Linked DNA regions of Homo sapiens: region 1 is linked to region 2. Evidence: chromatin loops called from intact Hi-C (ENCODE). Cell type or tissue: PC-3. All regions are shown on one strand. Links, peaks and the distances in the headings refer to the core of each region. The heading gives the core; the rest is flanking DNA.

Evidence for each region. Hi-C counts contacts between places; a loop is a spot of excess contacts. Peaks named below come from ENCODE experiments on the same cell type or tissue, not always from the same donor. Only the 100,000 strongest peaks of a DNase experiment are listed, where the experiment ranks them.
Region 1: it touches region 2 in a loop (3-fold over the local background); 1 of 110 quality-filtered maps calls a loop at or near these places.

What each region holds. Positions count from the first base shown.
Region 1 is chr21:24,513,065-24,516,001 of GRCh38, forward strand. All of the region lies in intron 1 of LINC01684 (long intergenic non-protein coding RNA 1684), which reads left to right. Among named protein-coding and RNA genes, the nearest start is that of LINC01684, 86 kb to the left of the region's middle. In PC-3, for the core only: a CTCF peak has its summit at 1,239 (motif pointing left); no DNase peak of the experiment used is centred there.
Region 2 is chr21:24,022,098-24,025,034 of GRCh38, forward strand. No RefSeq gene overlaps it. Among named protein-coding and RNA genes, the nearest start is that of LINC01689, 300 kb to the right of the region's middle. In PC-3, for the core only: no CTCF peak of the experiment used is centred there; a DNase peak (open chromatin) is centred at 1,514; H3K4me3 peaks cover 419 bases; H3K27ac peaks cover 1,178 bases.

The sequences.
Region 1 (2,937 bases), core at 203-2,702, 490 kb after region 2:
ATTTAGTTAAGTATTTTATTATTGTAGCTAATCTGAAGGCCAATGTTGTTTTCCAGATATGCCAACCCAAAAAAATATTTGGAGGCATGATGTTATACATATGGGTTTAGATACACACATAGGTATAAACACATCAGTATATTTTACAAAAGTCATTTTCTTAATGTTTTAAAAAATTTAGTTTGATTTTTAACCATAAATTTTTCATGTTGATAAATATTCTTATCTAATAGTATTTTCATATTTATTTCCCATTGTATGACGTATCATGAAAAATTGACAAGTTCTTATTACTGAATATTGAGATTGTATCAAATGTTTTACTGTTGTAAATAATACTATACTAGACATCTTTACGGCCGATTTGTTCACTCTTTCTGAATATTTCTTTGGAAATATATATTCAGTACTCATTTATCTTTTCAAAATACAAACATATTGCCTAATTGTTCTCCAGTTTGTTTATCCTGGTTTACATATATATCATTTGTATTTGAGAAGCATAACTTTCTAAAAATTTACCAATATTTCATATTAAGAATGTTTAATTTTTCATAATAAGTAAATCTGTAGAAATAGATCACATTTCCAAAAACATTGCATAAAATGTATGGTGGTAACTATTGAAAATAACAATGTCATAGGTATTCTCAGGACTTCTTTAGAACCAATATAAACACCGATTAAAAGAAAAGAGCAGGGAAGAGAAATAGCTCACTAATATCCCCGTAAAATCTTTTGTTATACTTAACTAAAAAAATAAATTATATTACATTGTGTTTTCTGCTGTTTTGAAAATACTGAAATGTTGATCCTTCTCACCAAGTAGAACATTTATAGAAGAGCAATTATTTTTGTAGGGGTGGTGAGATAGAAAGTCTGTAAATTATAACCTAAGTATCAAAATAATCCAGCTGTACAGAGTGATGTTATTTCAATCTGGGGCAATACATATTGTCTAGACCACTCTCAAGATATTAAGAAACTCAATGACATTCCTATTCTTTTAATAATAACAAACATCAACAATAACCATTGTAAATACATTTAACTCGTACATCTTTACCAGACTCCTGGAAACATGAAATAAAGCCGAAGTCTTACAGAATATCGAGGGTTAAGAAGCAAAATTTCACTGCAAATAATGCGTTTTCTTTGATTCATCACTATTTAAATCTATAAACAGAAATTGTGATCTTCAGATGCTGAATGCCATTTCAATGAAGAATAAAGGAGATACTACCACCTAGTGGTAAAATATGCTGCTGAAAACAAAGTATTTTCATATTCAAATATTTTTAGAAAAGACCAGGCTGATGTGTGATTGTGTTATGGTTAAATGAAGTGTGCAATAATTATCAAAATTATGCATCTGTTAGGTTCTTAACTGCTGTGCACTTTATTCTGTTTACTTTTACAGTTTAAGCACTTTCACACGGAAATAGACATTATTGTGATGTGACTAGGGAAAAATTAATAAACTAGTGTCTTTACAGAATGATTGAATCTAATTTTCCTGGCTAAAGTAGTCGTTAATATTCTCCATTGCTTAAGACAGTTTAAAAGAGAACATTTTACTTAAAACATGCATTTATCTTACATTTATTTTAATAAATGTATATTTAGGTTTGCTCACATAATACTAAATATGGTGAAGTTCTGTAGATTTGGAAAACCGTTAGCTTAAATTAGCAACCATAGATTAGAGACATTAAATACCTTAAAGAAACTTATCTCTTGAAAATAAAATGTCCATAGATAATTAAAATGTAGAATTTTTAAATAAGAATCAATAAGAAAATATTCTTATTTGTAAAATACTATATATTCCTTGAATAGTATATTTTCAAAGAAGTAGCATGAATTCTTGTGATTCTGCACAGGTGTATTGTACAAGAAATAGCATTTTTTTTTGCTAGACATATCCATAATGTGATCCCCATAACAGGCAAGTACAAGTGAAACATTACATAAAAGTAAAATTAAATTTTAAAATACACCTGAATGCTTTTGTTGCTTGCTTGAAGTTTGGATAGATGTTCTATAGGCAGTGTTCACTCTTCTCATGTAGCATATACTTAAGACCAGCCTTCATTTTGCTCTGCGTGTTCTCTACAATTGCATAATACATTGTGCTAGGAAAAATTTAACAAAATGATGTTTCATTATGTCAAAAACTATGGAGAGTATTTTTTTTAATCACAAAATATTTTGCCACAACACCACACCTGGGAACACAGAATGCTTTCTATCTAATGCCTCATGCTATTTAATCAGAAAAAAAGGATGCTCTTATAAGAATATATTCAATGAAATATTAATTAATTTATTCACCGACTACTTATTGAGTTCCTCCCGTGGGCCATACATTATTCCAAAAGTGTCTGCAAGTAACTCCCTGAGACAGACAGGATCTTGTTTGCATTGAAGCTCCTTCTCTTTTTCCTTCTTCCTCTTCTCCTCTTTCATATCCTAAGTGGTAGATAAGCAGATAAATTTGATTGTTTGATTTCCTTGGTTTTCTCTTCTATTTTTTCCTTGTTTTGATTTTATTAAACTGCTGTTTTTATTATTCTATCTACTCAATCTACTTTGAGATTCATTTGATTTTATTTTTCTAGATTCTTAATTTGTAAACTGAGCTCAACAATGTAAGAACTTTCTTCTTTTTCTCCCAAGTGCTTAGTGCTACAATATTTCCTGAGTGCTGTGTCCTCTACTTCCCGCAAATTTTGATATGTTGAATTTTAATTTTCTTTCAATTCAAAATACATTTTAATTTCCCATTTGATTTTTTACTTGAACTCTTGAATTGTTCAGAAGCATTATTTACTATCTAAATATTTGATGATTTTCCAGATATTGTTCTGTTATTGATTTAAATGGAATTTCTTTGTAGTTGGAGAACATACTGTGTATGACTTGAATACTTTTAAA
Region 2 (2,937 bases), core at 250-2,749:
CCAGGAAGAGGACACTTACCACACACCTAATAGACCAGCATCTCAGTCTTGGACTTCCCAGCCCCCAGAACTATAAGAAATAAATGTATGCTGTTAAAACTACCTAGTATTTGTTATAGCAGCCCAAGCTGACTAAGATATTTGGGAATAAACCCTTTCAGTTATCTGAATACAGTTCTTTGATCTAACAGAATTTAGGCTCTACTTTAAGCTCTTTGAGAAAAAACAATGACTCAATTAAAATAATAGAATAATAAACATTCTCTATTTAGATTAGCAAACTCTTCTTGTTCAAAGTGTGTAAAATAGAGAACAACTTCTCCAAACATAGTTTTATTTATTTATTCATTTATTTTTGAGACAGAGTCTCACTCTGTCACCCAGGCTGGCATGCAGTGGCTTGATCAGGGCTCATTGCAGCCTTGACCTCCCAGGCTCAAGTGAGCCTTCTGCCTCAGTCCCCCAAGTAGCTGGGGCAACAGGTATGCACAACCACGTCCTGCTAATTGTTTGTAGTTTTAGTAGAGACCAGGTTTTGCCATGTTACCAAGGCTGGTCTTTAACTCCTACACTCAAGGGATCCACCCATCTTAGCATCCCGAAGTGCTGAGATTGCAGGCATGAGCCATCATGCCCGGATCCCTCCAGACATGGTTTTAACCATGAATTTTTAAGATATTCTCTCATAAAAAGAGATCTATCTTTGTCATGCACATAAACAGAAAACTGAAAAATCAACCCTGTTTCAAAGGGAGAACAGATTTTTAAAAAGAAATAAAGTAAGAGTAAACAGTATTTATTTATTTTAATTAGTTTCAGTGGCTGTTGATGGACTGCTATTATATCCCATAAGAAAAATTGACTAGAGACTCAATTCGTATGTGAACAATAAATTAACACTATTTTAATATATTTGCTATGAGATAGAAGGGAACCAATCTCTCAGCCCCTTAAAATTTTACTTTGCATCTTTAACATTGAAAGACAATAGAAAAGAAATCATTGCTTTACAAGGTTAGCATCCTGGGTCATTGTATTAAAATCTTAGACAGTAGTGTTCCTGGGGTCACAGGTCATTTAGCGCCTCACATCTCTTAAATACTTTGAAGGGATTATGTACACCATTATGTAAGATTTTTTCATCCATTTCGAATAATTCAGTTTTACATCATTTAAGCCCTCCGTTAATTTTGGTGATGTACTTCTAAACTTTTTCCCAATGGGTAAATAAACTTAATTCAGAAAGAAATTGTGGTTTGGAGTTCTAGCTTTCAGAATGGTAGCTCCCAAGAGAAAAATTGTTTTGGAAATGGTAAGAAAGGATCAACCACCTTTAATTCTATCAGGAATTTAATCTTGTAATAAGCCTGAAAATTCCATTTTTGTTAATAGAAAGAGAATCCGCATGAAATATAGAGAGCAAACCGTTTCCACTGGCAGCAAAAACAACTACACTGAGTCATCACACACTCAGCATATAAAATTGATTTAATTATATTGAGGAGAAGGGGGGTGAAAATGGACTGAACTAGCACAGTCAGCCAAATGCAAACAAAGCACAAAACTCAAATTGTGTTACTGATGGAGAGGTAACATTCTGTCAACACTGTGCTGTGCTTTTCATCTTTATGCCATTCTCAGGTGTCCTCGCTAGTAGCAATCCCAACCAGTCTTATTTAAAAATATATGTCCCTTGCTGGGCATCATGCCTCATTTATGATATGGCTTTCTTTGGAAGGATACTTCAATTTTCCTTACAAGGAAAACCAATAAAAGAATTCAATAAGTGACTTGAACATTGTATTGGCTCACCCCTTAATGGTCTTAGAAATCCATTTTTCTATATCAATCTGTAGCATCCTCCACCTCTGAGTCCAGTGTTACTTCACCAGATGCAAATAGAGATCAACACTCACTGGTTTTCCTTAGGGTCCAGGTTGTTCTCTGGATTATCGCTAAAGAAATCTATTACACTGAGAGTGAATCAGGTATGTTTCTCACAGAAAGGCAGCATGGCACTGAGAGGTAAGTCTGGACTGGAATCAGGAGACCTGGAACTTCCTGCCAGTCCTGCTACCATGGTGAATAATTCACTTCTGTTTGCAAAGCTTTCTGAGTGACCTTTCCATACTTACAAATTTCTCATCTGCAAAATAAAAGGGTCCTTGGGAAAATTGACAGAGTTCTCACAGTGCTACAATTCTATGAATTTAACCTGGTTTATTTGATTTATAAATAAGTAAAATCAGTTTAAAGCCATTAGAAATGACATTCCTAAATGCGATTCATTAAGCATCCACAAATTATCTAAAGCAATGGTTAGTATAACAAAAAAAGCCTGTATTTTAAATTATAGTGTTTTTTAGGTTATTATTATAAAAAATAATTGTATAGACCAAAAACATACAGCCAGGTTCAAAATATTACACTGAAAACCCTTTAGTAATATTTTTCAAAAATATTATACTAGGAGTTTATATATTTTCCTAACACCTAAGGAAATGAGTATTAAATAAAACATGAAAATTCATCAATATTATTTCTCACTTCGTGGGTTATCTGAATGATATAAACCATGAAGCAATAAGTAATATTGGTTTTGAATTTTTACCTTTCTTGCTAATGTTCTATATGAATACCAAAATTTTCTTTAATTGTAAGATTATAATAATGTTCAATAGCTAATCCAAACTCATGTGTGTAGTTTTAGTTTCCTCTTAGATTTAGGATTATATTTAATGTGATTCTGTTTGTCTGGCAGTGTTTCCATTATTTTGGCAGCTGGCAAGGAGGATTGGTTATACGAAGCTTTTCTATTTTCCCTGCAATTTCCAACTTGGCTCCAACTTTTAGTAATCGTATTTTTGCTTCCGTTTAAAGGAACTGTATGCAGAATGTCATTTATTAGGTAACCACTTATCTGTGAAAAAATCCTAC